Regions from separate parts of the Homo sapiens genome. Here region 1 is linked to region 2. Evidence: chromatin loops called from intact Hi-C (ENCODE). Cell type or tissue: pancreas. All regions are shown on one strand. Each heading gives the region's core, and the rest is flanking DNA. Links, peaks and the distances in the headings are about the cores only. Region 1 overlaps C10orf67 (chromosome 10 open reading frame 67). Region 2 has its middle 6.7 kb from the start of PTF1A.

Region 1 (5,376 bases), core at 127-5,126, 56 kb before region 2:
AGCGAGCTGCCTCATATTTCTGATTGAATGCTGCACATCATGTGTAGAATAGTAGAGATTGAAATAAATTGTATTCACACATTGAAATAACCTGTCTCTTATGAGACTATACATACACACACCCATACACATATGTGTGTATACATATATGTGTGGGGGGGATGTGTATGACTACTGTGACAGGTTGGGCCAATCTAACCAAAGTTGAGTTGAGTTTGCTTGTTGCTATGGTTACCTCTACTAGACCACAGTCTTTTATTTAAAAAAAAAAAAACAGAGTCTGACTCTGTCACCCAGGTTGGAGTGCAGTGCTGTGATCTCAGCTCACTGAAACGTCTGTCTCCTGGGTTCAGGCCATCCTCCCACCTCAGCCTCCCAAGCAGCTGAGACTACAGGCACATGCCACTATGCCCAGCTAACTTTTGTATTTTTTATAGAGATAGAATTTTGCCATATTGCCCAGGCTGTTCTCGAACTCCCGAGCTCAAGGGATTCTCCTGCCTTGGCCCCCCAAAGTGCTGGGATTACAGGTGTAAGCCACTGCACCAGGCAACAGTTTTGATATTCTTTTTGTGGTGGGTATGTGACTAGAGTGGGAGCTGGGGTCACAGAGTGCTTTTCTCTGACTACCACTCTACCCTCAGCTTATAGAACCTGTCCACCTGTGCCATAGAGAAGATCTGCCTCTATGCTCTTATCCATGCCTCAGTAGTGCACTGCTATTGCTTGGTGCTCCATGAGTGAAGGTAGAGAAGATTCTCTGTGGTTCTAATCCAAACTCAGACTTTCAGAAGTGTTGTGTGCTCAGGCCCCAGCGGTGGACTTTCTCAGCATTCTTGCCCCTCTTCCCTGGGGCAGTTCACTCGCCTTGTATCTGAAGTTGGTCTTGGGCAGGAGTTTCCTGTCCTTCCTGCAATAGTAGGACACCTCCACTTGGTATTGGCATAGAGTTGAAGGTCCAAGACAATTACCATTCCCTTCTCCCAGGGGAGCAACCTGTTTCTTTTGTTTTTCCCATTGACATAATATATCTCCATTTTTGAGCTGTGAGCAAGAGACTCTGCTGCCCATCCCAGCAGTTGAAAACTTTTCCTTCTGAGAAAGGAGTGGCCTGGGAGAAATAAATGGGATTTGATACCTAACACTTCTTCACAGCATCAACCACTGATCACCTTCTTTGAGCCTGGTTGGCCAGACAGTTTGCTTCCCCTCTCCCAGAGGCTTAAGACTTTCACATGCTAGGATAGAATGACCCAAGGAAGGTGATTTTCCTGTAGTAGCTGCTGATCCCCTCCTCAAGTCTGCACCATCAACAGAGACTCCTTTCAAAATTGCTCTGCCCTCAATTTTTCTCATGAGTATCTGGTAAGGGACAGGAAAAAAAAAAAAACTTGTGAGTGAGTGCAAGCTCCACTTTTAACATGTGTCCCCAGCTACTTCAGACTGCCCCGCTCACCAACATTTGATCTTCAGAAGTTCTTTATATTTTAGCTTATTCTTCTTACAAGCTTGTGTTGAAGCTGGCATGGTGCTTCTTCAGCTGTAGACGAGACCTATGAACTGTTCATGGCTCTCATCTCTCCTCTGAGGGCATTGTTCCTCTTTGGAATTTAGGTTACCTGGGTGTAACCCCAGCTCTCTAATGGGTTCAAGAGAAGTTGTGATTTTGTAGTTTATCTAGATTTTTCTTGTTTTTAGTGTTGGAATGGCATTTTTTGCTTCCTAAGCGGGAGCCAGGAGTCTCAATTTTTTAAATAAAATGGATACAGGGCCAGACATAGAAGCTCATGCCTGTAATATTCCAGCACTTTGGAAGGCCCAAGCAGGAGGATTGCTTGAGCCCAGGAGTTCAAGACCAGCCTGGGGAACATAGCAAGACTTCTTCTCTAAAAAAAATACGAAAATTAGCCAGGCATGGTGGTGCACAGCTGTAGTTCCAGTTACTTGGGAGGTGGAGGTGGGAGGATCACTTGAGCTGGGAAGGTGGAGGCTGCAGTGAGCCAAGATCATGCCACTGCACTCCAGCCTGAGCCATGGAGCAAACTGTCTTGAAGAAAAAAACTCACAAAACTGATAACATACTTATTATACAAAATTTGCTCAATGAGGAAATGCCAAAAGAAGAAAATTTTTAAGAAAATCCTGCCACCCAAAGATGATCACTGAAAACCTCTCATTACCACCCTTCCAGACAAGTCTTGATGCAGATTTTTATGTCAACAGGATGTGGATAACATCATTCCATACCGTTGAATTTAGATAATCCATTATATGTGCTGTATGTATTTCGCCCCACAGAAGTAGCACAATTTACATAACCAATTCGTGTCAATTTACCAGTGCCTTCCTGAGATATTATTTCTTTTTTTTTTCGGTTATAAACAATGGCTTCATCATATTTAATAGATACATTCCTATCACTGAAGTGACCTTGTCACAAGTTTTTGGAGTGAATAGTTTAATAGATGTGTATTCTGCTTTTGCATAGATGACTTCCTACATGAACACATGAACACATGAACACAAGGTCTAGGATGTTCTAGAGCCAGGTGAGGAAGCCACACCCAGACAGACTTTTGTGGCCTTCTGAACCTTTGAGACATGCTTGAGAGTTGCATATAGCCTGGATCAGCCTAAATCCTGTATGGCTTCACAGCCCAGTCATTCTACCAAGATGCCTCCGAGCCCTTTGGCAAACATGGAATGGCACCTTTGGGGACATCAAATGAAGAAAGTCTTGTCCTGTTTTTGAAAGATTTGCCTACCTTAACAATTTTGTTAGAAGAAAATTCACAAGTGATATATGTAGATAAATGTTTTGTTTTGATTTTTGGCCCCCGTCATGACTACTGTTTCAGCACACAGCCTCATATTTTATTCTCCGTGTTCCCAATTCTCAGCCTCTTCTCTCCAAATTGTAGGTGCATGAGGTTGGTCCTTGTTTCGTGTGTTTCTATTAGCCCCTCCTCTCCCTGGCCACTTCCCACCCACTGGCACATTACTGGTGTTCAAAAGTAGTTATTTGCATGGCAGGTTAAAAAATGTTAATATGAAAGTCAAAGTGATTGAGGTTTTAAAGAGGAAAAATCATTCTTCATCATGATGAGTCAGAAAGACTACTTTAATGGTAATATAAATATATTCGACGATTTAAAGGGTATAGAGGTAAAAGGCAAAGTACCTTTCATTAAGCCCAGAGAAAATGACTAAAGTTTCATAAGAGAGATGTTTGTGGAAATTAAATGTACTGACTCTTGATAAGAAAAAGAAAACAGAGATGTGAGGGTATGATAAGGAATGTAGTTAATCTTACGGCAGTTAATAAACATAATTTGCTTCTTCTGTTATTACAAACCCTGGCTACTATTCTAATTTAGAATAGTATATTTGTTAAATTTTTAAAAATATGATATAAGTGCTTAAAAATGGGAAGCAAATTTAAGAATCATAACTTCCGTTATAAATGAACCTTTATTTCTTAATTTTGTGAATTTTTAATTATAAATGTATATACAAATTCAAAAGAGAATGAGAAATATTTATAATAAATTATTTTAAATCACAGCCAGTAGTGGTGGCTCATGCCTCTAATCCCAGCACTTTAGGAGGCCAAGGTGGGTGGATCACCTGAGATCAGGAGTTCAAGACCAGCGTGGCCAACGTGGTGAAACCCCGTCTCTACTAAAAGTACAAAAAAATTAGCCAGGGGTGGTGGCAGGCACCTGTAATCCCAGCTACTCGGGAAGTTGAGGCAGGAGAATTGCTTGAACCTGGGAGGCGGAGGTTGCAGTGAGCTGATATTGTGCCATTGCACTCCAGCCTGGGCAACAAGAGTGAAACTCTGTCTCAAAAAAAACACACATTTTGTTAAATTACAGTATGTTATTATCTTTACAATTATTTAATTTGTGTTTGTGTTTTCCTACTTAGGAAGTTAATTACTTTTATTTTAATATTAACACTCATTTTCACATCAATCTATTATCAGTCCAGTGTTTGCACCTGTCAATGAAGTGACCACATAAAGACCAGTGTGTGTATTCCAGAGAAAGTGGAATGTCAGCAGCTGGCAAAACAAAATGACAGTTTAATGTGGACAGAGCCAGGATTCAATAGACCATGTTGCAGCAAAGTTGAAAGTTCAACTCGAACTGGAGAGCAAACACTCTAGTCTACATGTGATGCTTTTTTTTCTCTTTTTTTAATGAAAAGAGACGTTATCTTCATCATCATAATAGTGTTGTCTTTTGAAGAGATTGAATAATTATTTGCTTTACAGAAGATAGATTTTAGAACAGACTTATCTCTAGTTATTACATAGTTGATCATTATATGAAAGCTGGAAAAAGGGAGCCTTAAAAATTGAAACTAATTTTTACTGTACATAAATTTAAACACAGTTTTTTTTTAAATAAGCATTCAATCACTGATGTAACTTTGGATATAGTGAAATAAGTATATTAATGTCTTTCTACGTGGAAAATTATTTTGTTCTACTGATTTGTTTTCCTAATTTTCTGGGGATTAATTTTTTTAATTTGGGTTAATTTTTTTTAGCATAATGGCAAGTGTTCTCCCTGACCCTGGGCCTGGGGCTCTTCCCCTGGTGATTTCCTTGGACTACTGTTAATCAAATGGCAGTGAACTCACTCTCTACCCCTTGTACCCTGGACAAAGAGGTGGTTCACGTGGATTGTGCCCTTTGAGAACAAATAGGTGGAGGGACTCCAAAAAGTGTCCATCTCATGTCACTTTGGTGACCCCCACTTTTTTGATGAATGGCCTTATCCAAATCTTCAGCTTCAACCCACGTACTGATGAATCCCAAATTATCTCTCTAGGATCAACCCCTCTCTCAAATTCCAGGCCCTGTCTCAGTTGCTATATTAGTCTCTTTTCACATCACTGATAAAGACATACCTGAGACTGGGAAGAAGGGGTTTAATGGACTTTCAGTTCCACATGGCTGGGGAGGCCTCACAATCATGGCAGAAGGCAAGGAGGAGCAAGTCACATCTTACATGGATGGCAGCAAGCAAAGAGAGAGCTTGTGCAGAGAAACTCCCATTTTTAAAACCATCAGATCTTGTGAGACCCATTCGCTATCTTGAGAACAACATGGGAAAGACCCGCCACCGTGATTCAATCATCTCCCACCAGGTCTCTCCCACAACACGTGGGAATTATGGGAGCTACAAGATGAGATTTGGGTGGGGACACAGAGCCAAACCATATCAGTTGCCTATTACATGTGTTCATTTAAACAGGCCATGGGTACCTGAGACTCAAAGTGTTTTGGTAAATCTGAATTCATCAAAAACAAACAAAACAAAACAAAACAAAAAAAGGCTAGCACACAAAATTGTTCCTATTCTT
Region 2 (5,376 bases), core at 129-5,128:
TTTGAGCAGATATGAAAGACGACTTAATCTCTCTGGCATTTGCAAATGCTAAGTTAAATCTCATTTCTTCTTCTGTTGATTTCATTCCTAAGCCTTGTTTGCTGAATTTAGCTCAAGAGGATGAAATGTCCAGAGACCTGGTCAATAGGAAAACTTGCTTTCGAATGCCCCATGAGAACAAGTGAAAATTTAACAGGCAGGCATTGTTCTGAGTTTTGAAACAACCCAGTTAAACAGCAAACAAGAATCTTCAACTTGACCTTGAAAAAGGCTGTGTGCCTGCAGATAATCTATCAAACAACTCTAGATGACAATGATATATTTCAAAGTATTGTCAGATGAAAAGATTGATAAATTTGCTGTTGCAAAGAGAGAACTTTGGAAACAGGCAACAGGCACTTTAGCTCTCTGACTCCGCCTCCTCCTCTGTCCTCACTGCCCCGTCCCCACCCCACCACCCCCAGCCGCCCTTGGGGCCAACTCGGTAGAAGAAGGCCAGTAAATCAGCACTGTAATATTTCTTAAGGGGCACGGAAAAGCTGTGAACAGTACTTCTCATATTAAACGCAATATTTCTTTGCTTTCGTGGGGAACAAAAGTCATAGCAAGACGTCTTTATGGCTAATTCAGTCAAAGGCACATCCCTGGTTCCCCCCGAAGAAAGGTCAGTGTCGTTGTGTTTGGTCCACCGAGGGGGTGTTTTCACACTGAAAACTGAGCCAGCTGTCCCTGTCATACCCTCGCCATTGGGGAGCGCGCACTAGCCATGGTTATTAGGCACTTCTACACCTGCAAAATACACCGATTTCCAAGACTTTTCAAGACACCCTCCCGTTCTCATGCCCCCTCCTCTTGTCTGCTAAACTTTGACAACACAATTCAAGCCCTGGATGAAAGCGCTGCACGCAAGAAGAACTCTTGGGAGGGGTGGCCCAGCTACCATCTCCCAGTGTCTATTGAGCGGCCATCAGAGAAATGAGGCGGCAAGTGTATTTTCAAAAGTACGGAAAAACTTCCAGATAATCGCTTCGAGGTGTCACATTTGCTATTGCCACATATGCCAACTGTTGAACCCTAATATTTTATTATATGCACCGGTGTGAGTTGTGGGGTTGCAGCCAGGCGTCCTTCGCTTAGAAGTGGCTTGTTTTAAAATTTGTAATTAGCATGTCACTGACAAGCGCCAGGAGACACATTTTTTTTTGAGTTGCCCAATGCCAGTGCACGTCTATATTTTTAAAATCCGAATGCCAACGCTTGCCCAAATGGATTTTATAAAACTTCTAGAAACATCCCCTAGCTAGACTCATACCCTGAATCCAATTCCGAAGGCCTGCGCTCCAGAGATAGGCGACTAACTAGCTGTTTGGGAGACGTCCAGCGACTCCAACAGGAAAAGAGCTAGAAGGGATCCTGTGCAGTCACCGAAGAGAAATTGTAAAACTAGAAATAATTCAGAAAACGCATCTTTAAGAGCGAGAATGCCCCGAGGTGCCGGTACCTCTAAGACAGAAGGGCTAATGTAACTAGCTTTCTCCATCCGCACTTACATAGGGCCTAGGAGTGGGGGTAGGGAACCGAAGAGTCCTATCTGGCTGCGGGTTGCGGGGAGGGGACGAGGAGAGGAGAAGAGCCCATTTAATTAGCCGGCGGTGTGTCTCTAATCCTCATCTTTGTCTAATCCACCCAAACTGCCGAGCTCTACATGAGAAGTCCCTAGAGTGGGCGAGGTGCAGAGGTGCCCAGGACGCCTTGGGTTCCTGGGACACAGGCAGAGGTGAAACACCCCACATGCCACAGGAAGCGGGGAGGGGGTGCCTCTCACCACAACGGAACCCTAAACTATTTCCTGAAGGCTTGGGGCCTCCACACAACCCGCCTCCACCAGCAAAGCGCCGGCGCCTCTCCAAAGCGATGTCAGCGCAACAGGTTGTTTGGAACAGGTGCCGGCCAGCTAGGGATGGGATTGGCCTTAAGTTGCGGGGATCAGTCAAGGGCCAAGACTCCCCGAGAAGCAAGGGCAGACCCCCAGAGGTCCGAAAGTGGGGACTGGCTAGAAACCTGCGCCCCCCGCTGCTGTCGCTGCTAGCGCTGGCGCCTCGGCCCAGAGGCAAAAACCAGCTCGCCACAACCTGCGCCCCGGGCCACGGGGCCCTCTACAGGCGGCCGCCCGAGGGCTTCCCTCCCGGCCGCGGGGCGTAGTTGCCCCGGGCCTCCTCCGAAGAAGCCTGGGGTCCCATCCCCGGATCTCCTTTTGGCCGTTCGCTCCCCTCCCTGCTCGCTGCTTCCTGGAGCCCCTCTTGGAGACTTCCATGCGCAAAGATAGCAGAACTGCGGAGAGCAAGGCGTCGGGCAGCCACTTCCAGCCTCAAGCGAAGACAGGCAGCACAGGAGTCCCGAATGCCCCTGGGAGCAAGGGCTAGGCGGGCCTCCGGGGACACTCGTCCGACTCCACCCCGGCTCTCCGGAACCCTGGGAACGCGGAGCAGCGGGCGGGGCGCATGCGCGCCTCCGGCCAGGGTCCCTCCCCGGCCTGCGGAGTTTGGGGAAAGTTTGGCGAGGTTTGCCCTGGCAGCGGCGGATGTCCCAAAGGTCAGGCTGCCCTGGGGATGCAGCCAGGATCCCCCCCAGAGTCCCAGGAGCGGGCTCGGCAGGAGCCGGAGGGCTGAAAGGCGGCAGAAGGTGGGAAGAGGGAGGCCTTTTGTGTGTGGCACAGGAGAGTCACTTGCGCACAAACGCAGCAGCGCGCTCCGCCGCCGCCTCAGCCTCCACGGCAGCACCTCCGCCTTAGAGGCGCTTCATTACAGCCGAGCCCTTCCCCCGCCTCCCCCCGGCCCTGGCCTTTGTTCGGCTTGAAAGTAATGCTGTGAATTAAAAGAAATGACAATATTTTCTATCTGCTTAAAAGTCCAAGAGAAGAGCCCTTGAGCTTGGCAAAAATCAGGCAAATCATTCATCATGCCACCCCGCACCTGTGGTCTTGGCATTGAAAACCCTCCAGACCTATTCCTATTAAACTTAATTATTCCCCCAAAGCACACAATGGTTGAAATGGAGCAGGTTGGAGTCTGTTTATTGGTGGTAAATGTTTTTCTGAAGATCTTCTGAATCTCATTGTTAGCTCGTTGTTTGAGGCTGCCCTCTTTCTTTCAGACTAGAGTAGCCTTGGACTTTTCAATTTTCAATCGTAACATCTGCTTAATCGTACGGATCAAAATATGGAGACACAAAACATATGTAATGGTTGATTTGTTAAATCCTGGTAATGAGTTATTAACAAGGGAAAACAATAGGCCAGGATGGTGAGAGCCTTATGGTAACAGAGTCACTTTATGTAACGCCTGACGTTTCCCTTCTTGATAAATGGAACTAAGGTCTGAGCGCCAGGTGATAGCAAGAAAATCAATGTCTTTAGGGGCCAGCACTGAGACTTTTCTCTATGTGAAAAATTAGGAGACATAAAATTTAATTGGCTGATCAGGAGGGGGGGGAAACAGTGGTCTTAAGTTTAATTGCCAGTAGGCTTAGCAAGAGAGACAAAACAAGATTTGGGCCTGTTTGTTTGCTGCACCCCAGCCTCAAGTCCAAGTGTATCATTGAAAATGTGTTTTATTATAACACATGTCATGCTTTACAGTTCCCATATTGTGTAAAGACAATAGTTAATGGTACATTAAAGACAGGCAAACCATGCCAACACGTCTTGGAGACATTGTAAGGGCCTCTCTCTTTGCTTGTTTTAGGCAGCTGCAGCCCAGGACCCAGAAGCACAAAAAGAACAAGTTTGAAATACCAGGTGCATCCTAGAGAACCACGACAGGGATTGATATGTTATAGCCCAGGACATGAACCTAGCAATAAAGATATCATTTCGATTGTCTGTGGCTTCCACGGCCTGTAAAGCCGAGAGGCCCCTAAGCAGCCTGCTTTCTGGCAGCCCTGTCTCTCTCCCTGGGTTTCCCCATCTCCCTGGGCCAAATCCGAACACCTGTTGGCCAGACCTCACATCCCGTCGTGGGAATCGTTTCCTACCAGTGGTTCCAGATCTCAAAAATGCAATTGGTTGTGGAATTATTTAGGACCATTCCCACAGGCTGCAGAAGGCTTTGGAAAGGCTGTGAGAGGGAGGGTGAGGGCGAGAGGGAGGGTGAGGGCTCTTCCCAGAGAGGTCCGCCAGGGAGTACTCAACTGGTGTTTGTTCAACCTCGCAGCTGGTACTCGGTGCCACCGCAAAGGCCCATTAATGGAAATGGGATGAGTTTATGGATTTAAGAGGCTTCACACCCTCTCCACGGAGGGGCGTTAATCCTGGGGCTGGCAGATGAGCGGTCCTGGGAAGCATTCTCAGCCGATTTCACAGGAGTTCCAACAAGGCCTTTTATGCGCTCTGCTCCCAGCCTGGGGTGGGGGGACCCCCTTCTTTCCCACCCACTTTTTCTGCCTTACAGGACTTCCAGGCTCCAGAATGCAACTTTTTATGAGAGTGTTAACTAACCCACAGTGCCTCCTTCATGGGAAGGAGGAGGCATCACAAGAGGGCTCCATTCCAGAGGCTGCCCAGCTCCAGGTGCAGAAGTGGCTGCTTCTCCTTTTTTTGCCTCTCTCCTCCTCTGCTCTTCTGGAGTCACCCCACCACTCGCACCTCACCTCCTAATCTAAAGTTCTCTTTAGAAGGGGGTGGAGGGGAGAACAGGAATGGGAATGGTGCCTCCGCTTTGTAGCTTCTGAAAATAGAAAGCCACCTTCCTTCTGACATGCAATGTCTTTTAAGACAATCACAAGAGGACCCTAACACTAAAGCCCACCAGAAATTGAAGAGGGAGGGAGGCCTGGGGACAGGGGGCTTTTATTGAATGAAATCATTGGCACTTTGCCATGAAGGTAGATACAGCAACCTGGGATGGAGACCAGCAAGATGGGCTAGAATTGAGGATGTGTGTTTGGCAGGAGGGGGTGAGATGTTGGGGGAGAGGAAGAGGCAGCACCCCAGGCCACCTCTGTTCTCCAAAGACTTTATCAAGCCCACTCCAGGGCTCCCTCCCCCGACCATGGCTAGCAGTGGAGTCTGGACCAGTGGAGAATGATTTAACCAGCTCTCCAATAGAGATCATAAAATTCAGCCTGTACTGGGCTTGCAGCTTCTTTATTATGCTAAATGGACAAGGGCAGCCAGGGCAGACTTTAAACTCTTTCCCCTGGTGGTCCCAGGCTGGGTTTCAGTGCAGGGGATGATGGGTGTTCAGAAGGGCCGGGCTGGGCAAAGATTCTCCATAGCCATCCAGGAGTTTGGCTTACTCAATTATCTTCATATGCATCTTTTTTAAAAGTTGGACGAGAAGTGTGGACTTAGAAGGACCATTGAATACCTGTCACTCA

The links. Peaks named below come from ENCODE experiments on the same cell type or tissue, not always from the same donor. Only the 100,000 strongest peaks of a DNase experiment are listed, where the experiment ranks them.
Region 1: a loop joins it to region 2, with 2.1 times the contacts of the local background. A loop is called at or near these places in 2 of 110 quality-filtered maps.

The regions. Positions count from the first base shown.
Region 1 is chr10:23,252,697-23,258,072 of GRCh38, reverse strand. All of the region lies in intron 10 of C10orf67 (chromosome 10 open reading frame 67), which reads left to right. Among named protein-coding and RNA genes, the nearest start is that of PTF1A, 63 kb to the right of the region's middle. In pancreas, for the core only: no CTCF peak of the experiment used is centred there; no DNase peak of the experiment used is centred there.
Region 2 is chr10:23,196,303-23,201,678 of GRCh38, reverse strand. No RefSeq gene overlaps it. Among named protein-coding and RNA genes, the nearest start is that of PTF1A, 6.7 kb to the right of the region's middle. In pancreas, for the core only: no CTCF peak of the experiment used is centred there; DNase peaks (open chromatin) are centred at 2,008 and 2,478; H3K4me3 peaks cover 2,356 bases; H3K27ac peaks cover 5,000 bases.